Linked DNA regions of Homo sapiens: regions 2 and 3 are each linked to region 1. The links are chromatin contacts, found by Hi-C or POLR2A ChIA-PET in ENCODE. All regions are on one chromosome and are shown on one strand. The core of a region is the stretch at or near the end of the contact, and the rest is flanking DNA. Distances in the headings are between cores, read along the strand shown. Region 1 holds the start of GAS2L1 (growth arrest specific 2 like 1). Region 2 holds the start of NF2 (NF2, moesin-ezrin-radixin like (MERLIN) tumor suppressor). Region 3 holds the start of ZMAT5 (zinc finger matrin-type 5).

Evidence for each region. Hi-C counts contacts between places; a loop is a spot of excess contacts on that map. ChIA-PET counts read pairs that join two places held with the same protein, here RNA polymerase II (POLR2A). Pooled maps may share reads with other maps.
Region 2: a pooled map shows a loop between it and region 1 (8-fold over the local background). The contact joins the promoter of NF2 here to the promoter of GAS2L1 in region 1. A Hi-C loop is called at or near these places in 7 of 50 pooled maps. POLR2A ChIA-PET finds 5 or more read pairs at or near these places in 3 of 52 experiments (HEK293, HEK293T and K562).
Region 3: a loop to region 1 is called in a pooled map, with 2.4 times the contacts of the local background. The contact joins the promoter of ZMAT5 here to the promoter of GAS2L1 in region 1. A Hi-C loop is called at or near these places in 1 of 168 maps with a recorded cell type or tissue (breast epithelium) and 2 of 50 pooled maps. POLR2A ChIA-PET finds 5 or more read pairs at or near these places in 2 of 52 experiments (A549 and T-cell).

What each region holds. Positions count from the first base shown.
Region 1 is chr22:29,304,324-29,308,862 of GRCh38, forward strand. It overlaps GAS2L1 (growth arrest specific 2 like 1), which reads left to right and starts at 2,327. Exons shown (of 6, transcript NM_001362985.3): 1 at 2,327-2,830; 2 at 3,764-4,415. The coding sequence starts at 3,783. RefSeq lists enhancers at 1,334-2,079, 1,684-1,733, 2,080-2,823 and silencers at 2,494-2,763, 2,784-2,833, 2,924-3,063.
Region 2 is chr22:29,600,620-29,605,155 of GRCh38, forward strand. It overlaps NF2 (NF2, moesin-ezrin-radixin like (MERLIN) tumor suppressor), which reads left to right and starts at 3,014. Exons shown (of 16, transcript NM_000268.4): 1 at 3,014-3,493. The coding sequence starts at 3,380. RefSeq lists an enhancer at 2,400-2,529 and a silencer at 2,780-3,359.
Region 3 is chr22:29,764,723-29,768,935 of GRCh38, forward strand. ZMAT5 (zinc finger matrin-type 5) reads right to left here and starts at 2,285. Exons shown (of 6, transcript NM_001003692.2): 1 at 2,150-2,285. UQCR10 (ubiquinol-cytochrome c reductase, complex III subunit X) reads left to right here and starts at 2,647. Exons shown (of 2, transcript NM_013387.4): 1 at 2,647-2,826. The coding sequence starts at 2,677. RefSeq lists enhancers at 1,520-2,169, 2,139-2,368, 2,170-2,819, 2,729-2,778.

The sequences.
Region 1 (4,539 bases), core at 1,077-3,576:
ATGCAGCAAGGTAGGTATAAGCAGGAGTCAAATTCCTGCACAGCTGCTGGCTACACATATCCCATGCCTTCTCTGGGCCTCAGTTTCCCCAAATTGTAAAATGAGAACACCTAAGAGTATCATAGCTCATCGGGGTATTTTGAAGATGAAACTGTTAAATGTCCACACCCTGATTCACCCCCACCCCAAACCTGCAACCCTCCTCCACCTCCAGCAGCCCTTCCCTCCCCAGGTGTTAGCACCTCCGCCCTCCCAGTGCTCAGCCCTGGGAGTTGTCCTGGATTCCGTCCTCACACTCAACCAATCCACCAGCACATCAGCTCTCCCCTCACAATATGGCCAGAATCCAGCGCCCTCTCACCACCTGGTTTCCTCTGAGGCTCCAGCTCCTGCCCTGGCCCACCACAGCAGCCCCAGGGAATGTTTTTTTTTTTTTGAGACGGAGTCTCGCTCTGTCGCCCAGGCTGGAGTGCAGTGGCACGATCTGGGCTCACTGCAAGCTCCGCCTCCCAGGTTCACACCATTCTCCTTCTCCTGCCTCAGCCTGCCAAGTAGCTGGGACTACAGGTGCCCGCCACCACGCCTGGCTAATTTTTTTGTATTTTTTTAGTAGAGACAGGGTTTCACCATGTTAGCCAGGATGGTCTCGATTTCCCGATCTCGTGATCCGCACGCCTCGGCCTCTCAAAGTGCTGGGATTACAGGCGTGAGCCGCCGCGCCCGGCCGGGAATGTTAAGACCTAAGCCAACCACCCCTGCTCTAAATCACTGCATGGCTCCCATGTCCCTCAAAAGAGACACGGCCCCCAAGGCCCTGCTTAACCGGCCCTGGGGTCTCTCTAATCTCTCTACCTCCTCCCTCACCCACCTCCCTGCACTCCAGCCTCAGCCACCTCCCCAGTCTTCTTGAGCACGCCGGACACATGCCCACCATGGGGCCTTTGCACTGGCCGTTCCCTCTCCCTCTCCAGATATCCCCGACCTTCCTCCCTCACTTCCTTTCCTGATGAGGGATTTTAAATTGCAGCCCCCTCACACCCACACCCTCACCCGGCTCCATCCCTGTCTTCTCTGCACCTCATCCCTGTCTCTGCCCTGGGGCTGCCTCCCTGCCAGACTTGGACAACAGGCCCTGAGAGCTGGCTCTGCTTGGTTCCCTGCTGTTTTGCTGTTGATTTCCAGTGCCCAAAGAGACCCAGCACACAGTAGGTGCCACGCAGGTGTCAGCCTTGAGGATTGCTAGTTACTGCCTTCCTCACTGGAGGAAGTGCCATGGGGGGCGCTGAGGTGAGAAAACGCCTTTGAAAAGGTCACACAGGCCAGGCAAGTGGCTCACACCTGTAATCCCAGCCCTTTGGGAGGTGGAGGCGGGCAGATCACCTTAGGTCAGGAGTTCGAGACCAACCTGGCCAACATGGTGAACTTGTCTCTACTAAAAATACAAAAAGCCGGGCGTGGTGGCAGGTATCAGTAATCCCAGCTACTCGGGAGGCTGAGGCAGGAGAATCGCTTGAACCCCGGAGGTAGAGGTTGCAATGAGCCCAGATCCAGCCACTGTACTCCAGCCTGAGCGACAGAGCGAGACAAAAAAAAAAAAAAAAAAAAAAAGGAAGAAAATAAAAAAGAAAAGGTCACAAGGACTCTCTGGGATGCCTGTGAATGCCTGGCACCAAGAGGCCTGGCTCACAGGTGCTCAACCAATGCTGCTGATCCGTGGATGAGGGCGTCCCCATAATCGTCATGTTCAAATCCTGGCTCCACCAGCTGCTCTCCTGACTGTGCCCCAGTTGGGCATGAGTGTCCTTCACAGAGGTGACACACCAGTTCATTCAGGTCAAGGGCGCAGAGCAGTCCTGGCAGCACACAGTAGGAGATTTATTGGAGCTCTGAGCCTGGCTGTGGTTGGCGGCTTCCCTGCAGGCCTGCCCCACCCGTGTAGCATGGCTGCCGCCCAGACCCGCCCGACGTCCCGCCCAGCCCAGCCGGCAGCAGCAGGGGGCAGGATTTCCCGCTGATCCCGGCGGTCCGTCCTCTGCAGTTTAAAAAGAGCCCAGCGGGGCTTAACCCTCCCGCGTCCGGCCGGCCTCCGATGCCCCCCGTCCCCTGTTCTGTGCGGAACTCCGGCTTTGGCCATCTGCCTACTTCTCTGAGCTTCAGTATCCTCATCTGTAAAACCGGTTCCCCTCATTTCAGGGTCAAAAATGAGCATTCAGTGAGCACAAGGAGCCCTCAGTCGCCAGGGGCATCCTCCCCCTCCCCGCGGCGGTGCCGTTTATCTGGCCAGGGGAGGTCCACCCGGGAGGAGGTGACTTTGCAGCCTCCAGCCGCTATCGCTTCCTGCCTTCATCTTGGGAACAGGCCGTGCTGTGCGCCAGCCCGGGGAGCCCACCGTCTGGGGAGGGGGGCGATTAAAAGGTCCCAACCTCCTCCCCAGGAGACCAAAGAGGTTGGACGGGGCCCCGGGTACTAGGCTGGGTGGGGGTTGGGCGCCTGGGCCGGTCGCAGTTGTCTGGGGGCCCTGGGGCTCTCTGCGTCGAGAGCGCTCGAAGACCCGGGATTCCTGGCCCGATCGCGGGCGGGGGGAGACCCCAGCTCCACCCCAGCTCCCGCCGGCTCGGGGAAGGGGCGGCCCCTTTAAGAGCGCGCGGCCCCGCCCGCCCCCTCCGGGCAGGATCCGAATTCCAGGGAGGCGGGGCGGAGACGGCGGCGAGGAGGAGGCCGCGGCGCGGGACGCATAGAGCTGCGGCTCGGGCGGCGCCTCCCTGCGGCGGCCCGGCCCGGCTCCGGCCCCCGCTGGGGCAATGCTCCCCGGGGCCGCGGGATGAGCCAGGTGAGCGCGGAGACCCCCAGCACTCCCTGCCTGGTGCGCATGGACGGGGGTGGGGAGGCGGGGCGGGAAGCGGCGTCCTCGGCCTCTGTTCCCCGGGGCTGTGTGACCTTGGGCGGCCCCGCACCCTCTCTGGGCCCAGAGCCCCAGCACCGGCAGGGCCTGCGGAGGCCGCTCTGAGTCCTGGCCCCGCAGGCACCGGCCTGGAGCGCTGGGGAGGCTTCTTGGAGGAGGCGGGGCCTGGCCCTGGCCCCGGATCGCCGAGACCGGCCACGCTGCGCCGCCTGGACGCCGGGCTCCTCCACCCACAGCTCTGCGACCTTCACGAGCTCGACCCTTTCTGCGCCTCAGTTTCCTCATCTATAAAATGGAGATAATGCCTCCGCGCGCTGAGCCCGAGCGCGGTCGTGCTGTTACACTATTGCTGCTGCTATGTCGTTAATGACGGCACAGCCCTTATGGAAGGGGGGCCAAGGAAGGCACGGGGACCTTCCCGCAGGACATGGGGTGGGCACCAGCCCTAAGCCATGCACATAACCCACTCTGAGGTCAGGACCTGGGTTCCTTTCGTGTCCACTGGGGGCCTTAGCCGTTGTCTTCACTTCTCTAGGTCCCAGCCCTTCACAATGGGCGCGCCTCCCTGCCTGAGAGGGAGGCCCCAGCCAAGCCCCAGTTTCCACCGCAAAAAGCCACACAGCAAACACTTAATGGACCCTAAATTTATAAAAATTATCCCATAGAGTCCTATGAGGCAGGGAATGTTACTGTACCCATTTCGCAGATGAGGAAACTTGGGGCACCGACATTTCCCAGAGCCAACATGTAAACCAGGCATTTGGCCTGAGTGACAGACTGGTGCAGGTGGCCAGCAGCTTAATTTGTACTGAGCGCTTACTGGGTCCCCACAGCGATCCTGAACTGTGTTCCTGCCCACAGTGACTCGGCCGGTCCGGGCATGGCAGACCCAGTGGCGGGCATCGCGGGCTCGGCGGCCAAGAGCGTGCGGCCATTTCGCTCCAGTGAGGCCTACGTGGAGGCCATGAAGGAGGACCTGGCCGAGTGGCTCAATGCCTTGTACGGCCTGGGTCTCCCGGGTGGTGGCGATGGCTTCCTGACAGGGCTGGCCACGGGCACGACCCTGTGCCAACATGCCAACGCCGTGACCGAGGCTGCCCGTGCATTGGCAGCCGCCCGCCCGGCCCGAGGTGTGGCCTTCCAGGCGCACAGTGTAGTGCCTGGCTCCTTCATGGCGCGCGACAACGTGGCCACCTTCATCGGCTGGTGCCGCGTGGAGCTGGGTGTGCCGGAGGTGCTCATGTTTGAGACTGAGGACCTGGTGCTGCGCAAGAACGAGAAGAGCGTGGTGCTGTGCCTGCTGGAGGTGGCGCGGCGTGGGGCACGCCTGGGCCTGCTGGCCCCACGCCTCGTGCAGTTTGAGCAGGAGATTGAGCGGGAGCTGCGTGCTGCACCCCCAGCCCCCAACGCCCCTGCCGCTGGGGAGGACACCACTGAAACCGCCCCCGCACCAGGGACTCCTGCCCGCGGCCCCCGCATGACACCCAGCGACCTGCGCAACCTCGACGAGCTGGTGAGTCCCCCAGCACCAGGTGCCAGGGACCCGACAGCACAGCCAGTGCCTGCAATCTGTCCCTGAACCTCCCAGGGTCCACCCTGCTATCTGCAGAACAGTCTGCCCCACAAAAAGAGTGCAC
Region 2 (4,536 bases), core at 1,764-4,263, 300 kb after region 1:
CCACGCCCGGCTAATTTTTTTTGTATTTTTGTAGAGACGGGGTTTCACCATGTTGGCCAGGCTAGCCTTGAACTCCTGATCTCAAGTGATCCACCTGCCTCCGCCTCCCAAAGTGCTGGGATTACAGGTGTGAGCCACCACACCTGGCACACACTGGCTAAATTTTTACTTTTTTTTGTAGAGATGGGGTCTTACTATGCTGCCCAGGATGGTCTCGAACTCCTGGCCTCATGTGATCCTCCAACCTTGGTCTTCCAAAGTGCTGTGATTACAGGTGTAAGCCACTGTGTCCAACCTGTGAATGGCACTTTTAATACCAGCAAAAGATTCTATCACATCGATTTTTATTCCTGGCCCTGACCTCCCTTCTGGGATTCAAACCCATATGTCCAGCTGGATGTCCTCCCAGGAACATTAAATTTGGCATTTGGGGCCAATTAGCCCAGTGCCTAGCACCTGGCAAGTCTTTTCATAAAAATGAGCTATTACCAATCATCAGTGTCGCTTTTTAGTCCCTGCTAGCTGATCCACCTCCTTTTGCTACTCCTCACTGGGTTCCCAGTGTCACGCATTTTCTTTTTCCTTTTTTTTTGAGACGGAGTCTCGCACTCTCGCCCAGGCTGGAGTGCAGTGGCGCCATCTCGGCTCACTGCAAGCTCCGCCTCCCGGGTTCACGTCATTCTCCTGCCTCCGCCTCCCGAGTAGCTGGGACTACAGGCGCCCGCCACCACGCCCGGCTAATTTTTTGTATTTTTAGTAGAGACAGGGTTTCACCGTGTTAGCCAGGATGGTCTCGATCTCCTGACCTTGTGATCTGCCTGCCTCCCAAAGTGCTGGGATTACAGGCGTGAGCCACTGGGCCCGGCCCGGTGTCACGTATTTTTATCAGCAGCCATTTGTTGTCCCTGTGGGGAGCCCAGAAAACCCAGCCCGGTTCTCCCACCTGCGGGGAAGAAATGAAGCAATGATAATGAAGACACTCCCATGCCAAGCCCATACTGCCCTGAGCAATCAGTTTTGGTGGGGAGAATTTGCTAGCAGAAGGCAGGACATAAAGTCCCCACAGCAGCCTCACTGGGTGTGGCAGCAAATCATTCCTGAGGCCTGGCCGGTGCTACCAGGCACAGCAGGGGTCCGTGCAGAAGAACTAGATTTATTCCATTAATATACCGTTACAGCAACAATGTCTGCTGAGTACTCCGGAACTGTAATTCACATTTCCTGAGGCTGTAGTAGGGAGAATTTGGAAGCAGGGCAGCACAGTGCTAACCAGCAGGCTCTGGGTGGGACAGACCTGGGTTTGAGTCCTAGCTTTGCCTTTCACTATCTGCATTATAGTCAGCGAGTGGCTCTATCATATCTCTCAGTATCTTCACCTGTGGAGTTGGGGGGGTGATGCTAATGTTAGCTAACATTTATGGGGTGATTATTGTTGTTAAAACTCAGTACACCGGGCGCGGTGGCTCACGCCTGTAATCCCAGCACTTTGGGAGGCCAAGGTGGGCAGATCACCTGAGGTCAGAAGTTTGAGACCAGCCTGGCTAACATGGTGAAACCCCGTCCCTACTAAAAATACAAAAATTAGCCGGGCGTGGTGGCGGGTGCCTGTAATCCCAACTACTGGGGAGGCTGAGGCAGGAGAATTGCTTGAACCCGGGAGGCGGAGGTTGCAGAGAGCCGAGACCGCCCCATTGTACTCCAGCCTGGGCAACAAGAGCGAAACTCTGTCTCAAAACAAAAAACAAACGAAAAAACACAGTAAATTGTCCCTATTTGACTACTAAGAGCTATTTTAAAATAGAATTTATTATCTAAGTACAGAAAGGTGTAATTATCCCCCCTACACCCGTTAGAACCCTTGATGACACTAAATAAATAATACATGAATACGGTTCAAAAATGGGCATCATAGAGTATAAAATAAAGAATGCTTTCATTTTCAACCCAAATTCAGCAATTTCATAGGATGCCAGGCTCAGCTCTAAAGCCTTATATGTATTCAGTGCGCTGAAATTCAACAACCTCACGAGGTAGGTATAACCAATAATAATTCTAGGCGGGGCGTGGTGGCTCACGCCTGTAATCCTAGCACTTCGGGAGGCCGAGGCGGGCGGATCACCTGAGGTTCGAGACCAGCCTGACGAACATGGAGAAACCCCGTCTCTAATAAAAATACAAAATTAGCCGGGCGTGGTGACGCATACCTGTAATCCCAGCTACTCGGGAGGCTGACGCCGGAAAATCGCTTGAACCCGGGAGGCGGAGGTTGCAGTGAGCCGAGATCGCGCCACTGCACTCCAGCCTGGGCAACAAGAGCGAAACTCCGTCCCAATAATAATAATAATTAATAATAATAATAATAACAATAATAATAATAATTCTAAAGGGAAGCAGAGGGATCTGGCGGGAAAGTGCCAGCAAACCTAACAGGCCTCCACAAGTGTCTTTAAAGTTTCATAGGGGTCGGTATATGTGATTAACTGCCAAAGAAGAATATTCGCCGTGTGTCCGAAACGCAGTCCCCTGGGGCGCCACACTCGGAGCCTACTTGAACCGAAGAGTCCCTCCCTGGGCCAACGAAGGACCCAATTCCCCTCGCCCCGGATCCAGCCTCTAAGTGGTTTCCCGGGTAAGGTCAGCAGAGGTCCGCCGCCTCAACCAGTCTTGTTAGAGTAGGCACAAAAGCATTCAGAGTGACTGCCACTGTAGCCACTCAACGCCGAGCCTAGGCCTGCTTTTTTTGCAGTTAGAGTGAAACTTTCCATTGGTGGAGTCACCCCAAAGGAGGCGGGACGGAGCGGGAAAGTCCTGCCTACCTTGGCCTTCCCAGCCAATCGCAGCATCTATGCGTCAGCCTCCGGTTCGGTTGCGCTGCGCGTAGTGGTCTGGGCGACCTGAGGGCGGGGCCGGGAGCAGGCCCCGGGCTGTGGGGAGGGTGCGCTTCCCGCGGGCGCGCGGAGTGAGGACGGTGACAGCCACGCGCGCGCGTACGCGCCCGATGCAGCGCGGCCCCGTGACCCTAGTCGGCCGCTGAGAGGCGCGCGGAGTCTGGGCCGCTGCCGTCTAGGGGTCCCGTCCCGAGGCGTCCCCGGCATCTCCGGCCCGAATCCCGGAGTGCCGGGTCGCGCCTGCACCGAAGGTCCCGGCTCCTGTGCCCTCCCTGCAGCCGTCAGGGCCCGTCCCCCAACTCCCCTTTCCGCTCAGGCAGGGTCCTCGCGGCCCATGCTGGCCGCTGGGGACCCGCGCAGCCCAGACCGTTCCCGGGCCGGGCAGCCGGCCACCATGGTGGCCCTGAGGCCTGTGCAGCAACTCCAGGGGGGCTAAAGGGCTCAGAGTGCAGGCCGTGGGGCGCGAGGGTCCCGGGCCTGAGCCCCGCGCCATGGCCGGGGCCATCGCTTCCCGCATGAGCTTCAGCTCTCTCAAGAGGAAGCAACCCAAGACGTTCACCGTGAGGATCGTCACCATGGACGCCGAGATGGAGTTCAATTGCGAGGTAACCGGCCGGCAGCCCCGACTGCTGCGGTGACAGTCGAGGTGGAAGCTCGAGAGGTTCTCTTTATATCATCTTATGGGTGTAGCTAGAGACGGGCAGAACCGGAAGGGCCAACTAGGCCCAAAACCTCATGTTAAAGATGATTGCTGCTTTTTTTCATAGGACTTTTGGGTTTTGGCATTTCCTGAAGGTTATTTTCATTCATTGTTATTGGAAGAAGCTGGATGCTCCTGTGATAGAAAATTCAGGATTTCAGTGTCAGGCTTAAGTTAGGCTTACGCTTAAAAGCTTGAAAGTTTATTCTTTCATTAGGTAATATTGTTATGTACCCAGGTATTAGAAGTTGCGTCTTGTTTATTGGAAAGCCAATACTTGTTTCCCTTTTCTAAAGCTTGCATATTCTGGGAAAAAAAACCCTTTGAAGAACGATATAACATCTCATACTTACTTTCCACATAGTTTCCAACATGATGATAACAGCTATCAATTGTTCAGTATTTTCAAAGTGCTAGACATTTGCACATTTAATCCTCAGAACAAACCCATTTATCTAGTAAATGGCAAGGTGGGGTTTTGAACCAAGCTCACAGCCCGTACAGTACTGCTTCTCAAGTAATTTAAGTTCTTGCTGCTAAAAGTGTGGTTTGTGGACCAGCAGCATTGGCAGCAGTAAGCAAGGGTTGGCATGCTTTTTCTGTACAGGACCACATAGTAAATATTTTCAACTTTGTAGACTAGAGAATCTCTGTTGGAGTTATTCAACTCTTCAACTCTACCATTGTAACACAAAAGCAGCCTTAGATAAGATCAGCTTCCAGCATGACAGCTTAAGGAACCCATTCCTCTGTAAAACTGGTGAAAATTCTTTTTTGTTTTGTTTCGTTTTGAGACAGAATCTCACTCTGTCACCGAGGCTGGCATGCAGTAGTGTGATCATGGCTTACTGCAACCCTGACCAACCTCCCTGGCTCAATCAGTCCTCCTGCCTCAGCCTCTCGAGTAGCTGGGACCACAGGCGTGTGCCACCACACCTGGCTAATTTT
Region 3 (4,213 bases), core at 1,035-3,534, 460 kb after region 1:
GAACTCCTGACCTCAAGTGATCCACCCACCTTAGCCTCCCAAAGTGTGGGGATTACAGGTGTGAGCCACCGCGCCTGGCCCCTAGTTTGTTTTTCATGGAGACGGTCTCACTATACGGCCCAGGCTGGTCTTCAACTCTTGGCCTCAAGTGTTCCTCCTGCCTTGGATTCCCAAAACACTGGGATTATAGGTGTGAGGCACCATCCCCAGCCCAGTCCCTGGTTTTGAATGCCACCCCTATCCGGATGACTCTTCTCAGGCTCATACCTCTCCTCTAAACTACAGATCCATGTCCTCATTTGCCTCTAGACACCTCCACTTGATGTCTGTTGGCTAGCTCAAACTGATGTGGCCAAAACAGAACTTAAGATCATTCTGTTGATTTTAAATTGTTGAGGTCAAAACTTAGATGTCAGCTGGACGCGGTGGCTCACACCTGTAATCCCGGCACTTTGGGAGACCGTGGCAGGCGGATCACTTGAGGCCAGGAGTTCAAGACCAGCCTGGCCAACATGGTGAAACCTTGTCTCTACTAAAAATACAAAAATGAGCTGGGCGTGTTGGCATCCGCTTGTAATCCCAGCTATTCAGTAGGCTGAGGCATGAGAATTGCTTGAACATGGGTGGCAGAGGTTGCAGTGAGCCAAGATTGTGCCACTGCACTCCAGCCGCACAGAGTGAGACTCTGTCTCAAAAAAAAACAAAAAACAAAAAACAAAAAAAACTTAGATATCCTCCTCAATTCCTCTTTCCTGTGCACCCTACACACATCTGCTAGCTTGCTCTGTCTGCCCTCCCTCCCAAATTACATCCCAAATCTGATCACTGCCCTGCTCCACACCCTAACCTAAATTACCACCCATCAGGCCGGGCATGGTGGCTCACGCCTGTAATCCCAGCACTTTGGGAGGCCAAGATGGGAGGATCACCTGAAGTCAGGAGTTTGAGACTAGCCTGGCCAACATGGTGAAACCCTGTCTCTACTAAAAAAAAAAATTAGCCAGGCATGGTGGCAGGCGCCTGTAATCCCAGCCACTCGGGAGGCTGAAGCAGGAGAATCACTTGAACCCGGGAGGCGGAGGTTGCAGTAAGCCGAGATAGCACCACTACACTCCAGTCTGGACGACAGACCGAGACTCCATCTCAAATAAATAACCACCCATCTTCCCTCAAATGATCTACTACAATAACTTCCCCCTTGCGGTCCACTCTCCATAGACCAGCCAGGATGATGACATTAAAGTGCACATTAAATCTTGTCGCATTTCTCCTGAAAACCCTTCAATGGCCTCCTAGTGCAACTAGAAAAAGACAAGACTCCTTGGCCAGACGCGGTGGCTCACGCACCTTGGGGGGCGAGGCAGGAAGATTGCTTGAGCCCAGGAGTTGGAGACCAGCCTGGGCAACACAGTGAGACCCTGTCTCTAAAAACAAAAACCAAAGAAAACAAGACTCCGTAAGGTGGGTTCCAAGGCCAGACATGAGCTGACCGGAGTCAACCTCTTCACAGTCCACTCTACTTCTTTCCCTCAAACATCCCAGGACTGTAGCTGCCTCAAGGCCTTTGCACCAACGTTTTCCTGTTCAACTCTACTATTCATTCAGGTCTCTAGTCAAGTGTCACCCCCCAGAGCAGCTACCCAGGGTGCAATGTCACCACCACTGCCTCTCCAGTCAACCAAAGCACTATCTGTTTGCTGTACTGCATCTCCCCACCCGCCCACTCCGTAGATTGAGCGCTCTGTGAGAGCAAGGACTTTGTTCACTGCTGGGTCCCCAGAGCAGGGACCAGAACAGGCGCTGGGAAAACATCTGTTGAATGCCCCAGGTACTCCAAAGCCCTTGCTCTTTTCAATCCCAAGCAGGTTCCAAGTCTCCAGCCTTCCAAACCAGGGTTGCCCGGTGCGAAGCCCAGGGGTGAGAGGAACAGGAAGCAGGGCAGATCCGTCCCTGCCCTTAATCCAGGGTGAAGGGTTTAACCTCCAGGACAAGACTTTTGCCGCAGGCTCCAGCTCCTGGCCTAGACTTGGGGCTGGTGCAGGGGACAAGGCGAAGAGTTGAGCCAGGGTCTCGGGAACCCAGCTGCCCTCGCCCCTCTATCCACACCCTATCCCAAGAAATGGTGCGTCCCGCCGCAGGGCGTACGCACAGAGAAGGAAGTGTTCAAGTCTTCCAGTGCGGAGAAAAGAGACTAGGACTCGCCCCTCGACGTCTCGCGGAAGGTACCTGGCTCCCCGGTGGCTGCAGCTCCGGGCTCCTCCTCCTGCGTCCTCGCGTCGCGTACTGCTTGCTGGGATTCGTAGTCTCGCCTTGGCCATCAGTTCGCCCTTCCCAGAGAGCTTTGGGAATCTAAGCCGGGACTGGGCGGAGGGCGGGGAGAAGGTGATGGCGCGCGAGGGCTTCTGGGAGTTGTAGTTTGACATATTCTAACAGCCAGGAATTCTGGAGAAGAAAAATTGGGTAATAAATCTTATCAGATTATCTGGGCTGTCCTGATATGAACCTTTTGAGTTTTTTTCCTCATTCCCAGGATAGGAATACCTCTGTGGTTCAAAACACGAAGGCTGAGATTCAGAGGAACTACAAATCCCATAAAGTGTTGCACGTCTAGGGCCTTTGGGGAACGAGGTCGGCCCCAGCGCAGGCGCGGTGGCGCGAGTTGGACTGTGAAGAAACATGGCGGCCGCGACGTTGACTTCGAAATTGTACTCCCTGCTGTTCCGCAGGACCTCCACCTTCGCCCTCACCATCATCGTGGGCGTCATGTTCTTCGAGCGCGCCTTCGATCAAGGCGCGGACGCTATCTACGACCACATCAACGAGGGGGTGAGGGCCTGTGCCATCCCTGACCTTGGACCCGCCTGAGGGGTGACAGTGGAGTAGAGGTGGGATGGGACTCAGTATACTTTTACCAGGAAGGGGGTAAGGGGTAAACCGTCGGCGTCTTCTGTCTCGAGTCCGCCGTCTGTCCCCTTGGCTTGATGTGAATTCTAAAACGTTAAGCGAGGTTAATATATTTCATTTTGCAGGGGTTGTAAGTATTGCTGTGTGCCACCCTACATACCCACTTGCCCATTATCAGAAGCAAAAACTAAAGGCTAGTGAGAGCAAAGGACTTACTAGCTGCACAGGAAGCCAGGGGCAAGTCAGGGCCAGAAACGGGACCCCTGTCTCTCAGAGTTTCAAGGGCAGATTTGAGCAGGCGACGGTCGTGAAAAGGACGTTAGACACCTTAGACGCCGTGGCTGAAGTTTCAGACGGCGCTTCTGGTCCCCAAGGCTTCCCACGTAGACAGTTGGTATTAATGGTTGAGAGTGGGGGCTATGAAATCAGAAAGCCTTGGATAGGAACACTGGTCCTTGTCACTTAACTGTGGCATTAAGTTGAGCAAGTTTCTTCTCTGAACTCCGTTTTAACTGTGAGATGGAGATATTAATAGTAACCTGAGCACGATTGTGAGGATTACATGAGATGCAGGCAGGGTGCCACATGCCTGGTAGGTGGTACCACTGAAAAATAATCATTGCTTACATTCCTCAGGAGAAAGTGGAAGCATGAGGTAGGAATCGCAACACATTTTTGACTTTTATGTATCATGCACTGTGCTAGGTGCAGTGCATGCTTTATATCGCTAAATTATGACTGTGCTGGAGTAGGCCTTATACATATAGCCCTGTTCCACCACTCACTTGTGTTTTTAATTTGAGACTGTCTGACTCTGCAGCCCGGGAAGGCACTGTCCACTAGTGCTATGCTGCCTGTGACCAGTGCAACTTCCTGCCCCATATGAAAGCATTGCTACTGTCCCATCTCTTGCAAGTGGTTCTGTTAACCACTCCCATTGATCTGGAGAGACATCCAAGTATGTTGTTATAACTCACCCATTTTCCTTGTGCTTTTTTTTGTTTTGTTTTGTTTTTTTGAGACAGGATCTCACTCTGTCGCCCAGGTTGGAGTGCAGTGGCATGATCACAGCTCACTGCAGCCTTGACCTCCTGGGTTCAAGTGATCTTCCCACCTCAGCCTCCTGAGTAGCTGGGACCACAGGCATGCGCCACCACGCCCAGCTAATTTTTGTATTTTTTGTAGAGATGGGGTTTCACCATGTTGCCCAGGCTGGTCTTGAATTCCTGAGCTCAGGCAGTCCTCCTGCCTTAGCCTTCTAAAGTACTGGGATTACAGGCGTGAGCCACTGTGCTCAACCTCTTGTGCT